2 separate regions of the Homo sapiens genome follow, and region 1 is linked to region 2. The links are chromatin loops, found by intact Hi-C in ENCODE. Cell type or tissue: A673. All regions are shown on one strand.

Region 1 (8,000 bases), 400 kb after region 2:
TTGCAGTGAGCCGAGATCGCACCACTGCACTTCAGCCTGGGCAACAGAGCAAGACTCCGTCTCAAAAAAAAAAAAAAAAAAAAAAAGCGCTACGAACAGCACAACACACAAAAAACAACAGGGGATCTTCTACTCCCTCCCTTCCCCCATTCTTCCTAGGAGAGACAGGGCTGAGCCATAGTTGGACAATATCGCCACTTAGTGGCTGTGGTCAGAATTGCCCAAAAGACCAACAGTTTCTGGATTTGAGGAAAAAAGGGAAAGCATTTAAAGAAGAGGTGTTGGGATTCTGAGAGGCCATTTGGCATTATGGAAAGTGACTGGGCACTGGTATCTGGAAAACCAGGTTCAGGTCCCAGCCTTGCCAAATATTAGCTGTTTGATCCTAATCAAGTTATGTAACTTCTCTAAGCATCAGTTTCCTCATGTGTAAAATGGAGACAAGAATTGTCATCTCATTAGATTAACTCTGGGTAAGTGTTTATTGCCTTTCTTTTGCTCCTGACCCTCTTCCAGCCCCCTCTCCCCATCCTGATAAACATCACCTTCCTGGTTCCTGACCCCCTCAGTAGTTCTCCTGGCCACATCTTTTCTACTTTATTTTTCAGATGTAGAACCTAATTTCCCCCTAAACTCTTTACCCCTTATGGGGAGAACCTCAAAGTCTACAGTTTTTATCCTCAGTATCTTAGGTTTAAAAACTCTAAATTCTTATACTATTTAGTAACAGACTCCTGGTGACACATTCGTGGTGATAAAATTATGTGGACAATGATCTCTAAAGCACAAAGCAAGTTACTCATTTATAATAGAAAAGATACTCCTGTCTGGGGATGGGTACCAAGTCAGCAAACCAAGATACTCCCCATTAATAAGGGAGTATCTTCCAAATAACAAGGGCTCTTGCTGGACACAGACTCCGAGATGGTCAGGGTGAGGGACTGTTTCTCCCACATTCAGGAACACTCCGAGACCTCGTGACCCCAGCTGGAAACACCTCCCTGGTGGGCTGATGCCTGTGACCCTGCCCCGAGGACACGTGTCCACCAGCCTCGCTTCTGCGCTGACCAGCACCTTCCAAGTATTGAGCCCTCCCTAGATGGGCCAAGCCATAGTCGGCTGGTCTGGGAAAGCCCGGGCTTTAGAACTGCACAGAACTGGGTCTTCCACTTATTATCTGAGTGACCCGGGACAGATTGCTGAACTTGCCTGAGTCTGTGACCTCATCACAATGGGGCACAAGCACCCACTTCAGGGAGTGTCTGCGCTGAGTAAGTGAGGCCCTGTGCTTGCCCAGTGAGGTCCCCGGCAGATGGTCAGCCAATGCTCCTATTTCGTTCTGAACTCAGCGTCTAGGAGATCCTTCCTCCACTCTGAAGGTGCTGGCTTTACCACCAGGCCAGAGTCCAGGGCGCCCCCTCGTGGCTCTGCATTTTCCAAATTTTTCTTCAAAGTAAAACTATTGGACCGGATTGGTGGCTCACACCTGTAATCCCAGCACTTTGGAAGGCAGAAGAGGGAGGATGGCTTGAGCCCAGAAGTTTGAAACCAGCGTAGGCAACACAATGAGACCTCGTCTCTACAAAAAAAAAAAAAAAAAAAAAAAAAAAAATCTAAAAATTATCTGGGCGTGGTGGTGCACACCTGTGGTCCTAGTTACTTGGCAGACTGAGGTGAGAGGATTGCTTGAGCCAGGGAGGTCGAGGCTACAGGAAGCACTGATAGCACCACTGCACTCCAGCTGGGGCAACAGAGGGAGACCCTGTCTCAAAAAAAAAATGTCCTTGAGGATAGGAAACCCCTGAGGATAGATACACACTGATTCTTTTAGTCAACTTATTTCTGCATTTTAAAGTATGAACCACTGAAACCCATTTACAATGAAAGAAAATTTTAAAAGTGTATATTTATAACACTTCCCTCCACACCCCCAGTGGATTCTTCACTCATCAGAAAGAAATGTCATTAAACCTAAGCCAATGGATAAGCTGAATAGATTACGTATTTGTTTCCAAATGACTAGAAAGAACAGGTTATGAAAAAGGCAATTATTTCAAATGAACATTAGGAAACCATGGGGAACTGTATAAATGTGTGCCTGGGGTCACAGTCTCTGGGGTAGAGTTAACTGTGTGGCATGATCCCAAGAGCCTCACCAATGAAAATAACAATCAGAGATAAGACAAGGCTAATAATGAGGCAGAAGCCCTCACTCCTGTCTGGGATTTGGTTAGAGAGTGCAGCCCTGTTCTTGCCAGGACCCTCACTCGGCACCAGCTCCATCAAGGAGTGGATGTTTTCTCCCCCACTGGCCTTCAGAGACCTTCATACCCCGCAAATGATGTTGGCTGCTGTTGCCAAAGTCCTCAAAACCTCCCTACATGGGAGATGGAAGAATTTCTCCTGTGCAGAGATGGCTGTCCCCGGGCATGAACACTTCCATCTCCTGAGATCTACCCTGAGTGTCCTGATGACCTGGAGGGAGATCTGGCCTCTGACCATCACACCCATGTAACCACTCTGCTCTCTGCCCACCCCTTCTTTCCCCTGGACCTTCTGGTCAGGGAATGTGTAGAGGAAAGGAGGGAAGTCCACTGTCCCCATTCCCTGTAGGGTGGGGAGATGCAGGAGAGCCCATTTATTAGAATCTAACCATGCAAAGAACGTCCCCACTCCCACCCAGAAAAAATGTCTACTACTAATTGATTGGCTTGGGTGTCCCTATCCTTGGGGCTTTGAAATAGGTTTTATCCCTTTTGGAAAGCTGTCCCCACCAAAGGACAAAATCTGCTCCTCTAACAAATTTATTTGCAGGCTTCTGAATAATCTCTGGGGGCCCTGGGCATCTGCTCTACGTGTTTACATCTGGCTGTGTGCTCCCTGGCATATTTCATTCAGTTAACAGTTATTTAGTGCCTACTATGTACAAGGCAATGAGGCTAAGCACTTGATATGCATTATCTCAATTCCCAGAACAACTCTTTGTGGTGGGTATAATCAATGTATTCACTTTATAGATGAGAAAAGCAAGGCTTAGAGGATCAAAGGAACTTAAGACCCAAGGCTCGTAAATACTGGAGCAAAAATTCATACTCAGGTCAGTCTGGCCCCATATCACTTGTTCTATACTTCCAATACAATCTTTAAAAAGAAAACAGCTTTGATTGGACATAATTTACATACCATATATTTCCCCATTTAAAGTGTACATTTCAATACTTTTTAATGTATTCACAAATTTGTGCTGCCATCAAAAGAGTCCATTTTAGGACATTTTCATTACCTCAAAAAAAGTTTGTATCCTTCGGCCATCCACCCATTTTCTCCTATTCCACAGCCCTGCGTAACCACTAATCTAATTTCTCTCCCTATAGTGTTTCCTATTCTGGACTTTCCTCAGCCCTGGGTAACCACTAATCTAATTTCTCTCTCTATAGTGTTTCCTATTCTGGACTTTCATAGGAGTCGAATCAAATAGATGTGGTCTTCTGTGACTGGTTGCTTTAATTCAGCACAACATTTCAAGGTTCATCAGTGTTGTGTTATAGTTCAGTTCTAATATCCCATTATATGGATATACAATATTTTATTTATGTATTCACTCATCCATTGTTTGTTTCCACCATTTGGCTATTATGAACAATGCTGCTATAAACACTCATGTGCAAGTTTCTGTGTGAACATGTGTTTTCATTTCTCTTGGGTATATGCCTAGAAGTGGAACGAACTGCTGGATTATATGGTAGAATTCTATGTTCAATCATATGAGAAACTGACAGACTGCCTTCTAACACAGCTGCACTTCGCCATCAATGTATGAGGGCTTCAATTTCTCCACATCTTTGCCAGCACTTGTCATTATGAACTTTTTGATTCTAGCTACCCTGATGGATGTGAAGTGGTATCTCAAGGTTTTGGTTTGCATTTTCCTGATGACTAATGCTGCCAAGCATCTTTTCATGTGTGTACTGGCCATTTGTATATCTTCTTTGGGGAAATGCCTATTAGATCATTTGCCTATTTGTAAATTAGGTTATTTGTCTTTTTATTGTTCAGTTGTGAGAGTTTTTCATATATTCTGGATAAAAATACCTTATCACATATACAAATGCAAATATTTTCTCCCATCTGTGGATTATGTTTCCATTTCCTTTTAAAAAACTATGTCCATGTTTTATTGTATTGTTACATTCTCTACCTTTAAAAAAATAGTTTGAACCGAAAGGTCTTGAAGGCTTAAGATGGGGACCCTGGTAGGGACTGACCACAGGTGCCAGAAAAGGATTTGCTCAGAATCTTCTTAGAAATCTTCCGTTTTTCACAATTCCAGGATGGGGTAAAAGGTGATAGTTTCACTCCGCATTCCCAGATGGGCTCATCTGATGATGAGAAAACAGCCCTTCATGGAGCATATGTATGCAGAGAGAACCCCATGTTAAAAATAACTGACACACATAATCTTTAATTACAAACGATAAATGCTTGAGAAGCAAAACACTGCAGATCAGATGTAGTATGAAGGAGCTGGGAACTGGGAGGAAATGGACGTGACATTCCAGGCAGAGGGAGTGGTGTGTGAGAAGGTCTGAGATAGGAGGGAGCAAGTGTGATTCAGGGGCTGATGGCTTCTATTGAGGTCCAGTTTACATCCAGTACAATTCATCAGTTTAAAGTATATTAACAAAGTTTCCTTGTGTTTCTTAGAGAAAAATTTTAACTTTTCTACAACTGCATATTAGATTCACGTACTGTTTTTCTTCTTACATGGGAATGGGGGACAGTCTGGCCTGGTCTGTCATTTTTCTGATGATATCATGAGTCAAACCATGTCTCCCCTTTCTATTTGCATCTTCCCCCTGGAACTTAAGTTGAGAGAGACACATGTTGATGTTGATGTTCTCTGCTTAGCTACTGTGTAGACACAGATGGGTTGAGAGGCTGGACTGTGGGTAGCTATATTCTGAAAGCTTAGTTTCTGCGGTCTTTCTCTGAATTTGTTGGAAACATTTGCACTTCACGTCAATGTCCAGGGCTTATGCAGTGTTTTCCAGTGATGGTAGTACCCCATTGATGTACATGTCTGTGAGTGTGCATGTGTATTTTAATTTCTGAAAGACCTACCGCCTTGGTAACCAGTATTATTTGTGTTACTATTTCTGGGAGCAGAGCCTAAAGAAAACAGCAAGGGCTGGGTGCAGTGGCTCACGCCTGTAATCCCAGCACTTTGGGAGGCTGAGGTGGGCAGATCACAAGGTCAGGAGTTCTAGACCAGCCTGGCCAGCATGGTGAAACCCTGTCTCTACTAAAAAAACAAAAATTAACCAGGCATGGTGGTGCGCATCTGTAATCCCAGCTACTCAGGAGGCTGAGGCAGGAGAATCACTTGAATCCAGGAGGCGAAGGTTGTAGTGAGCCGAGATCATGTCACTGCATTCCAGCCTGGGTGATAGAGCGAGGCTCTGTCAGAAAGAAAGAAAGAAAGAAAGAGAGAAAGAGAGAAAGGAAGAAAGGAAGGAAACAGCATGCTCATTGCAAACCCTTCTGGGGTAAGGATGAAGAGCTTTGCAGAAACTACAAAGTTTGTTTCCTGAAACAAAAGGCAGAGCAGGGTATCTTGGCTGTTATAGGGCTGAGATTTGGGTTCACTTGGAATTGAGCCATTCTTCACTCTTGAGATGCTTACTTAATGCAGATCAGCTCCCACTGTAGATGTTAGAGAGACCTGTAATTACAATGGAATATTTGGAAATTTTTCTAACAGATGCCTAGCCACATCCTCACATTTCTTGGTGTGTGCAGCACCACTGTGGGAAAGAGCTGGTAGCTTGAGTGAATTAATGGGACTCTTCTCCTTATATGTTAATTTGCAGAGGCTAGGGAGGGATGGAACCCACACATGGATTCCCAGCTTCCCAGTTGTGCTCCCAGGATATGATGCTGTTCTGCTTAAGACTCCTTTCAGAGCTCACGCCTGAAGGTCCAGACCTGTGATGGCTGAGCTGAGCTGAGCAGGGCAGGGCAGGGAGGGTAATCCACGTATTTGGCCTCATAGTTGAGATCCTGTGTCAGCAGCTGATGGTTCTGGGGTATGTTGCCTCTGATGACAAAGCTGGTGGAGGCAGGTGTGTTGGGGCCTTAAGACTACAGGGGCCTCCAGGGCAGGGGTGAAGCAGCTGCACCACTTGACCCAAGTTGCACCTGGTGGCGGTGTCAGGAAGGATGGAGCAGACCTGGTAGTTTCTGCTCCCCAAGGTCTGGCTAGCTCTCATTCACTGAAGGACACAAAGAAAATATTAATAGCTACTACAATAGTTTGTGTTTATATATAACTCCTTTAGGGAAATATTTCAAAGGTAATTAACATTACAATGAATCAATACAGCAAGGGATTGTGGAAAATGGGGTATAAGTGAATTGAATTATTGGAGTTGTATTATTCAATGTATTGCCATATTAAAAGGATGGGTTGATGATTTTTAAAATAGCTAATTTTTAAGTAGGAGTTTTAAAAATTACTCAAATGATGATCCATCATGTGTACAGTAAATAGACTTAAGTACATGACCAGTAGACCAAAAAGATGTGAATGCACATTAGTGATGTTAAAAAGTCCAAATTACCCATTTAGTTCCAGTAAAATAACATTACCTAGTACATTATATTAACTTGAATTTTATTGCTTTGTTTCTATTTCTATACTTTTAATTTTATAGTTTTGAGAATACGTTATATAGATTTTGTGTTTGTATGCCTTTGAGTAATGTGATAATAAAACAATTTAAGTCAAAATTGGGCTTCAAAGGGCATGATGTTTCACTTTTAACAGGGGACTCATTCTCAGCCCTCACGCTAGTGTCAGCCACGCATAGTGTCAGTGACACCTAGTGGTTCAAGCAAGAACTGCAACTTCATTGAATGGTGGACGATTTCAAAGAAAAACAGGTTCTCCCTTAGATAAGCCTCTGGATCCCTTTGATGAGGTGTTGAAATGAGGGCCTACCAGTCCCTGGTGTCTCCCATTTTGGCCTGTTCCACACTGACTCGTCAGCTATTTGAAGCAACTTTATGGAGGAGGGAATGACACTTCGTATACTAGGAACAGAATGTAGAAACTAATGATGACTTTTAGAGTGAGAAAGTTTTCAGGAAGACATTTCTAACAATTAGAGTGGTTCAACAATGTACACCACAAAAGCCACTAAGCCATGACTTTAGGATCACTTGGCAGCCTGCTGGGCTCATTCACTAGCTAAGCCATCTACATCACACCAACCTCACAGAACACACAATTCAATTTTTTTATATTTGTAAATTTATGAATTGCTACGTGCTACAGAACTTCAGGCAATTTATGAATGGTCAAATCCACTGATTACAGAATTCTAAAGGTCATCATGGTCTTTACAATGCTCTGTCCTCAGCAGCCTGTGCCTGACCCATTCCCATTACCATGCCTGCTTTCCCACCCAAGTTCAAGGCCATCCTGAAAAAGTTGCTTGCAGCATCATAGAGGCACCAACACCTCTGCATTCTCATAATTGTCTTTCTGAATCCTGGGATTGGGGACAGGGAGAGGAAGAGGGGAGAAGTGAAAATAAACCGAGCTTGCAGCACCTTCAGCACTAATCATGAGGTCTGCTGCTCTCTAACTGCTTCCCCACAGTTGTTTGGTGCCTATGGCCTCAGAATCATGTAGATCCTCTTATAAGATTATAGTTCCTATCAACTGTTCTATAAATAACAACTTGAAATGTTATGTTTTCCCTTTGAGATATCCCTTCAGGTCTTGCATACTGATGAAACTACTGACTCAGTGGGTCTGAATGATCCCAGGAGCTGCTGAATAATCAAAATATGCAGTTTCCAAATGCTGATTATTTCTCCCCCCTTACCCCAACCAATCAACACCACCAATTTTCTGGCCTCTCACCCTCCACTATATCCTTAAAAACCCCAGCCCAGAACTTCTCAGGGAGATGGATTTGAGGATCTTCTTCTAT
Region 2 (8,000 bases):
TTTCCCGTGGGACAAGATGTGGAGGTGGGAGACAGTGACACTGACGATCCTGACCCTGTGTGTAGGCCTGCACTTGTGTGTGTCTGTGTCTTTGTTTGTTTGGTTGGTTTGGTTTTTGAGACAGAGTCTCACTCTGTCACACAGGCTAGAGTGTAGTAGCGATCACAACTTACTGAAGCCTTGACTCCCAGGCCCAAGCTATTCTCCAACCTCAGCCTTCTGAGTAGCTGGGACCACAGGCATATGCCACCAGGCCCAGCTAATTTTTTTTTTAAATTTTTTATAGAGAAGAGGTCTCCCTGTGTTGCCCATGCTGGTTTGGAAGTCGTGGGCTCAAGTGATCCTCCCACCTTGGCCTCCCAAGGTGCTGGGATTATAGGCATGAGCTACCACTCAGGCCACATGCTTGTGTCTTTTTTTTTTTTTTTTTTTGAGATGGAGTCTCTCTCTGTCGCCCAGGCTGGAGTGCGGTGGCACTATCTCCGCTCACTGCAAGCTCCGCCTCCCAGGTTCATGCCATTCTCCTGCCTCAGCCTCCCGAGTAGCTGGGACTACAGGCTCTCACCACCACGCCTGGCTAATTTTTTTGTATTTTTTAGGAGAGATGGGTTTCACCATGTTAGCCAGGATAGTCTCGATCTCCTGACCTTGTGATCCGCCTGCCTTGGCCTCCCAAAGTGCTGGGATTATAGGTGTGAGCCACTGCGCCCAGCCCATGTGCTTGTGTCTTAATGTGTGCGCTTGTGTCTTAGCTTTTAACAAAAAAGTTTAAAAAGTAATAAATTTAAAAATGTTGTTAAATACAAAAAAGCTTATAGAATAGAGATAATATCCTTACATATAAGGATATAAAGAAAAAATATTTTGGTACATCTGTGCAGTGTATTTGTGTCTTAAACTAAGTGTTACCACAAAAGAGTCTAAAGGTTAAAAAAAAAATTAAAGCTTTTAAAGTAAAAAAGTTTGGGAGGCCAAGGTAGGCAGATCACCTGAGGTCAGGAGTTTAAGAACAGCCTGGTCAACATGGCAAAACACTGTCTCTACTAAAAATACAAAAAATTAGCCAGGCATGGTGGCATGCTCCTGTAATCCCAGCTACTTGGGAGGCACGGGAATGGCTTGAACCGGGGAGGCGGAGGTTGCAGTGAGCCGAGATCGTGCCACTACACTCCAGTCTGGGCCACAGAGCAAGACTCTGTCTCCAAAAAAAAAAAATAAAAATAAAAATAATAGATGAATAAAATAAATAAAATAAAATAAAAAGTAAAAAGGTTACAGTAAGCTAAGGTTAGTTTATTATTGCAGAAAAAAATCTTTTAAATCAATTGAGTGTAGCCTAAGTGTATAGTGTTTATACAGTGTACAGTAATATCTTCAGGCTTCATATTCATTCAACACTCACTCACCGACCTATCCAGAGCAACTGCCAGTCCTCCAAGCTCCATTCATGGCAAAATGTGCTCTACAGGTGTACCATTTTCTACCTCTTGTGCTGTATTTTTACTGTATCTTTTCTGTGTTTAGATACACAAGTACTTATCATTGTATTACAACTGCCTATGGTATTTAGTAACATGCTGTAAGGTTTGTAGCCTAGGAGCAATAGGCCATGTGCAGCCTAGGTGTGTGGAAGCCTGTACCATCTAGGTTTGGGTAAATATACCCTATGATGTTTGTTCAAAGATTGCCTAACAATGCATTTTTTCAGAATGTATCCCTGTCATTAAGCAATGCATGACTGTTTATTTTTATATATTTAATTGGGAAGACATCCATGAAATATTGTGTTATGGAGCAGCATGTATAGTATTATCCATGTCTATTTGGGCACAATCAGGATTGCCTCAGGCAGGTCATTCACGAGGTATTCCAGAAGAAGGCGTTGTTATAGCAGATGACAGCTCCATGCATGTTATGGCCCCTGAAGACTTTCCCGTGGGACAAGATGTGGAGCACTGAAATCTTATGTATAAAATATTTATATGGTGCTTGAATTTTTTTCTTCCCCCTGGGTCAGGGTCTTCATTAGGGAATGAAAGGGGGAGGACGGGGATTGTCCTCACTCTCACCAACAACTCAGGACAGCAAATACTTTGCTTTTGTTTTTGTTTTTAAATCTCCAAGGCGGGCCGGGCACGGTGGCTCACGCCTGTAATCTCAGCACTTTGGGAGGCCAAGGTGGGCAGATCCCCTGAGGTCAGGAGTTTGAGACAAATTTTGTATTTGTAAAAATACAAAAATTAGCCTGGCATGGTGGCCCACGCCTGTAATCCTAGCTACTTGGGAGGTTGAGGTGGTAGAATCACTTGAACGCAGGAGATGGAGGTTGCAGTGAGCCGAGATCATGCCACTGCAGTCCAACTTGCGAGACAAAGTGAGATCGTGTCTCAAAATAAACAAACGAATAAATAAATAATCACTCAGGAATAAATTTTAAAACTTTTCTCTTCACATATATACTCATTTCTAAGGGATTTTCAATTCTGTAATTGAGTGGTCATGGTGAAATGGAAAGAACATTAAGTGATAATTAGGAAATGTATGTTCTACATTTGATTCTTCTCTTGTTTGGTTTTGAACAAGTACCTTCTTCTCTCTGGGCCTGTGAAGTTACGGGACTTGAACTTGATGCTCTCAAAGGTCCCTTCTGATTCCTAACAGTGCAGCCCGGGAGCCTGACTCCCTGAAACTCCCGAGGCCCAGGTGTGTATCTGCACGTGCCTTTGGTACGGTGGAGCCGAGTGCCCAGGAGCAGGGCTGGCAGGTGAGCTGACTCTGCTGTGTCTCGGCCCGGTGTCCACTGTCCTGGAAGAAGACTGAGCATCCACAGCATTCTATCCCCAGATGAGGCTGACAGTCACAGTCACAGATGGCCAGAGGATGTGCTGTCACCTGGTTGCACCAGAAACAAACAGGCTGCAGAGTGTGTTGCTACGTTAGACCTATACGCCTTTGGTGGATAGTCCATGATTTGCTAAGGGGGTTTGAAATGGGAAGGTTCTCACAAAATGCTTTTATTCTGCAACTCTCTTCCTCCTCTCAGAGGATTCCAAGGTGGGCATCACCCCTTCACCTCAGAGTCGGCTGTGGGCTCTGCACCCAGCCTAGGCCGGGGCTCTGAGCTCCTCTCGACCGCCGGTACTGACTCTGGCCACCAGAGGGCACTCTTGCCTTGTGGAGACCAACAGTCTTCTGAGTCCGAGGAACCTGGTTCCCATCTTTGCCAGAACATCTGGATTTGCTGAAGCCTTTCTCTACTTAAGTGGTTCTCCACTGGGAGCAGTTTCTCCCCTCTCCCCAGGAGACATTTACCAATGTCTGGAGACAGTCTGGTTGTCCTAACCGGGTGGGGGAGGGTGCTCCTGGAATCTACTGAGTAGGGGCCCCAGATGCTGCTAAACGCCCAGGAATGCACAGGACAGCCGCCCACAACAAAGAATTATGCAGCCGAAAATATCAACAGTGCCAAGGTTGAAAAAGTCTGCTCCACTCGAATCTATTGCCTAGACGCAGAGTGCACCATCTGGAAATGTAAGTCCTCCGGGGCTGAGCTTTTAGTCTCCCAGTTTCACCTACTCCAAAGAGAAATTTTAGAAGAGTGACCTCGAGGCATTTCCCATTGCCTGAGACGTGAGGGTCACAGATACCACAAAGCACTGAAGAGGCAGTGGGGTCTGGCAGAGGGGCATGTGAAGATCCCCATGAAGGAGAACAATTCTGTCCCAGGAGCTGGTCTCTCTGAACAGGGCCCAAACCCCATGACAAAACCATCCAGTTCCTTATGCTGGAGCAGACAACACTAGCTCTTTGTCTCCCAAAACTGGGCAGGGTGATGGGAAAGCCCCTGGGAGCTCGTCCTTCCTGCAGGGCCAGGGATGGGCCTGTGGCTTTGGGGGCAAGTGAGAAGCAGTTTTCATTGTAGCGCTGGGAACTCTCAGGAGAGAAACTCTGTGGTCCCCACTTTCTTGGCATCTGACATGAAGGAGGGAGACTGAGATGAAGAACTCTCATAGATCCTTTCTCCTGGCCTAGATCCAGCTTGGAAACCCAGGACCTGTGTGCTGTGTCCATCACCACCTTCCTGAGGAGCGAGGGCCCATCCTGCCCCACTCTGGGTCTCTCCTTTCCCAGTTCCATGTGTGGCCCTGTGGCCATGCATATGCCACTAAGAAGGGCTGAGAGGCTGCAGAAGCACGTGCTCAGGGCGTCCTTGAGAAGGATGCACCAACTCCTGGGGCTGAGGAACAGGGACAAACATTGAGTAAAGGGGCCCTCTGTGCCACACGAGTCCATGCTCCATGTCATAGAAAGGGAGTGGGGACAAATCCTAGGCTTGTAATTGGCAGCCTAGAGACAGTAGGGTGATGGGATCAACAGTCATGGCTCCTGGGGCACCCCTCTCTGTTGGCATGTCCTTGTTTGGGCAAAAGACCCTCTCTGTCACATGTCCCCTACTTTCCAGGCACCTGATGCCTCACTGCTGCTCTGCTTGGCATTCTTAGGGCCTGGGGTGTAGAGGAAAAGGGGCCCCTGACAGCATCCTCCTCCTCCTCCTCACCCAACCCTTCTGCTCCAAGGTGGTCCACAGGGATCTGAGGGCCGTTCTTTAAGGACCCCTGCTGTAGTCTGAAGTTCCTCCCTTGAGGCGGGTTTCCCACTGTGCCCAGGAAGCTCCTCATGCCCTGGCTTCCTTCCAGCCTTTCTGTCTGAGAGGAGATGCTGGCAGGAGGGAAGAGACTGGCTGGTGGGATGTGTAGCTCCACTCCAGGCCTCAGGTCCTCCTCCAAACTCCTGTTCGGGCCTTTTCCCATCACACCAGTCCAGAACGCAGGAGGAGCACAGTGGGAGGATGGGGGTCCACTGCAGGGGGGGGTGGTCAGCCAGAGGACAGTTTGCAAGGGCATTTTATTCATGGTCACAGTGGAGTATTACAGAGCAGAGAAGGCCAGTGTCTCCCCACCCCACTTGCCTGGGTCCTGGGGAAATGGAGAGAGGAGGAAGTGCCTGCATGGGACAGGGGTTTCCAGGGTCTCAGAAATCAGAGGGATGGGAGAGAAGTTGCATGGAGGGGTGAGAAAGGGACTGGAGACCTTAGCCTGGAATGGGGAGATGGGCCCCAGACAAGACTCAGGGAACACAACCACCCCTGTCCTCTCCCCAGGCTAGACCCTTAATTTTCCCCCTTATGTGGGCAGGATGGAAATTATAGAAACTTTATTCTCGTCTCCCTGAAGAAAAGTTGAGATTAGGAATGTCCCCTTAGTCTGCTTAGCAATATGGTGAAAGAGGAGGGGCACCCTGTCTTGGTTTTTCCCATTTCCACATTCACACCTTCCCTGCAATGCTCCCCACCTTGGGTCCAACTCCACCCCTTCAAATCCTGCAATTTCAGCCCATGTCCAGCCAGGGGAAGGGGCTAACCCAGAGGCGGTGGGCAAGAGGAGAGATGGACTTTGGAGGACTCCTCCCCAACTTCCCACCTTCCTCTCTAGTTAAGGAGGATCCAAGGGCCACACTGCTTTGAGGTTCTCCAGATTGGGGGAAGTAAGGCTTTCCTCCCCAGTTTTGAGTCTGCGGGTCTCTGGGCAGAAGACCTCCCTGGGATCCAGGCCTCCCTTTGCCTCCATCATGGGAGCAGGCTTTACTTCCAGCCCCTCGGGCCTGAGGGACAAGAGCCAAAGCCTCTCACCCGCACCCTGTCCCAGCCCTGCCAAGAGAGGAAGCCCTGGAAAATGCCAGGCCCCTGGGAGGCTCCTAGGTCCTGGGAGCAGGATGTCTGGCTTAAAAGCCCCTGGGAGCTGCTGCTCTGACGGGAGAGGAGGCAAGAAGGGCCCCGAGAGACAGGTCCAGTTGGAGGGCAGAGGGGGCGGGAGGGGAGGAGTGAAGGAGGCAACACCAGGCAGCTCGCCTTGGACGCTCCCCAAATGGCAGCAAAGGCCCAGCCGGCAGGGGCCTGGGGCAGAGCCAAGTCCTAGAGAAAGAAAGAGAGAAAGGGTCAAGGGAGCCCAACCTCTCGCAGATGCTCCTTGCTCCTCCCATTTCCCAGCCCTTCTTGTTTCTTGCTTGGAAGTCTCTTCCTCGCCCCACTGCCCTTCCTTTTCTTTCTGTCTTATTTTTTTGAGAGAGAGTCTCTCTCTGTCACCCAGGCTGCAGTGTAGGCTTGAACCCCACCTGGGTTCAAACGATCCTCCCACCTCAGCTTGCTGAGTAGCTGGGACTACAGGTGCGTGTGCCACCATGCCTGGCTAATTTTTGTGTTTTTTGTATAGATTGAGTCTCGCCATGTTGCCAGGCTTGCCCTTCCTTTTATGCTTTTCTTTTCTTTTTTCTTTTTTTTCTTTTCTTTTTTTTTTTAAACAGAGTCTTGCTCTGTAGCCCAGGCTGGAGTGCAGTGGCGTGATCTTGGCTCACTGCAATCTCCGCCTCCCGGGTTTAAGCAATTTTCCTGTCTCAGCCTCTCGAGTAGCTGAGACTACATGTGCATGCCACCACATCCGGCTAATTTTTGTATTTTTTTGTAGAGACAGGGTTTCACCATATTGGTCAGGCTGGTCTCGAACTCCTGACCTCAGGTGATCCACCTGCCTTGGCGTCCCAAAGTGCTGGGATTACAAGCATGAGCCACCGCGCACAGCTCCTTTTCTGCTTTTCTTTAGGCCTCATCATAAATATCACTCTTTGGAGAAGACTTCTGAGACTCCTAGCCTAGGCGAGAGTGCCTGCTGCCTGCTCTCATCCCTCCATGAACCTCTCCTCCAAGGGCACTCGGCTGAGTTAGGGTCATGTAGTCATTTGTGTGCTTTTTATTTAATGTCTGTGAGCCCAACTCTTTGGGGGCAGGGGCTGTAGTTGTTTTATTTTCCCTCGAATCTACCCAGTCTGGACATAATCAGTGCTCAAGAAAAATGTGTCCAGTGAATAAGGGAAGGATATTCTCTGCTATATCTCAATGGATCCATTCTTCACTCCCTGCCCCTGCAGCAAGGGCCTCCAGTCTAGCCGGGCAAAGAACTGGTTGTGTGGCCTTGGCCTTGTCATTTAAATTTGCAGTCCTCTGTTTCTTCATCCATAAAATCCCCTCTCCTAGCTTGGATTAAGCTGTGTCATGGGTAAGAAGAGGCCCTGCAGAGTGCATGACGGGAGGCCCAGGGCAGGTATGGGGAGCCCCAGCCTCCTTCTTCTCTGTCTCACTCTGGTCCATAACTTTCCACCTCCAAAAAGGCTTCCTTCTTCCTGCTCCTTCTAATCCTGCCTCTTTCCCTCTCCAACCCTGCCAGGGCCCTACAATAGGGCCTCCCAGCTGGGGGCCTTGGAGATGACTATATAGAACTTCACATCACTTTCTGTATTTCGAAAAGCCTAACTGCAATTCCACATTTTTCTTAGCAAGACCACATCATTTAACTAAAAGAACAAGCATCAACCCAACTTAGTCACATTGGTTGGGCTGTAGTGAATAAAAACTGGAAAAACAGGCCAGGTGTGGTGGCTCACGCTTGTAATCCCAGCACTTTGGGAGGCCGAGGCGAGCGGATCACCTAAGATCAGGAGTTCGAGACCAGCCTGACCAATGTGATGAAACCCCGTCTCTACTAAAAATACAAAAATTAGCCGGGCGTGGTGGCACGCACCTGTAATCCCAGCTACTTGAGAGGCTGAGACAGGAGAACTGCTTGAACCCGGGAGGCGGAGGTTGCAGTGAGCCAAGATCACACCATTGCACTCCAGCCTGGGCAACAAAAGTGAAACTCTGTCTCAAAAAAAAAAAAAAAAAAAAACCTGGAAAAACAAATTAGTTATTACTTAATATGTCCAGTGTATTTGATAAGAAGAATATTTCTGAAGTCAGATCTATGTAGGGAGAAAACAGTGACAGTGATCCTCTAAAGAACAAGTGTGGAGGCCCCTATCAGAACACCCTCTCTCTGGGTCATTGTCCTTTTCCTTGGGTCCTTAGATGAGGTGGAGACTGCTGTTGCACGGGAAGGCTGTGTCCCTCG

The links. Peaks named below come from ENCODE experiments on the same cell type or tissue, not always from the same donor. Only the 100,000 strongest peaks of a DNase experiment are listed, where the experiment ranks them.
Region 1: a loop joins it to region 2, with 11 times the contacts of the local background. A loop is called at or near these places in 25 of 110 quality-filtered maps.

The regions. Positions count from the first base shown.
Region 1 is chr1:157,489,357-157,497,356 of GRCh38, forward strand. No RefSeq gene overlaps it. Among named protein-coding and RNA genes, the nearest start is that of FCRL5, 59 kb to the right of the region's middle. RefSeq lists an enhancer at 1,226-1,365. In A673, CTCF peaks have their summits at 217, 1,411 (motif pointing left) and 6,890 (motif pointing left); DNase peaks (open chromatin) are centred at 165, 1,405 and 6,865; H3K27me3 peaks cover 1,862 bases.
Region 2 is chr1:157,087,157-157,095,156 of GRCh38, forward strand. It overlaps ETV3L (ETS variant transcription factor 3 like), which reads right to left. Exons shown (of 5, transcript NM_001004341.2): 5 at 4,887-5,971. The coding sequence ends at 5,493. Among named protein-coding and RNA genes, the nearest start is that of ETV3L, 8.7 kb to the right of the region's middle. RefSeq lists an enhancer at 2,343-2,864. In A673, a CTCF peak has its summit at 3,149 (motif pointing right); DNase peaks (open chromatin) are centred at 3,295 and 4,695; H3K27ac peaks cover 647 bases.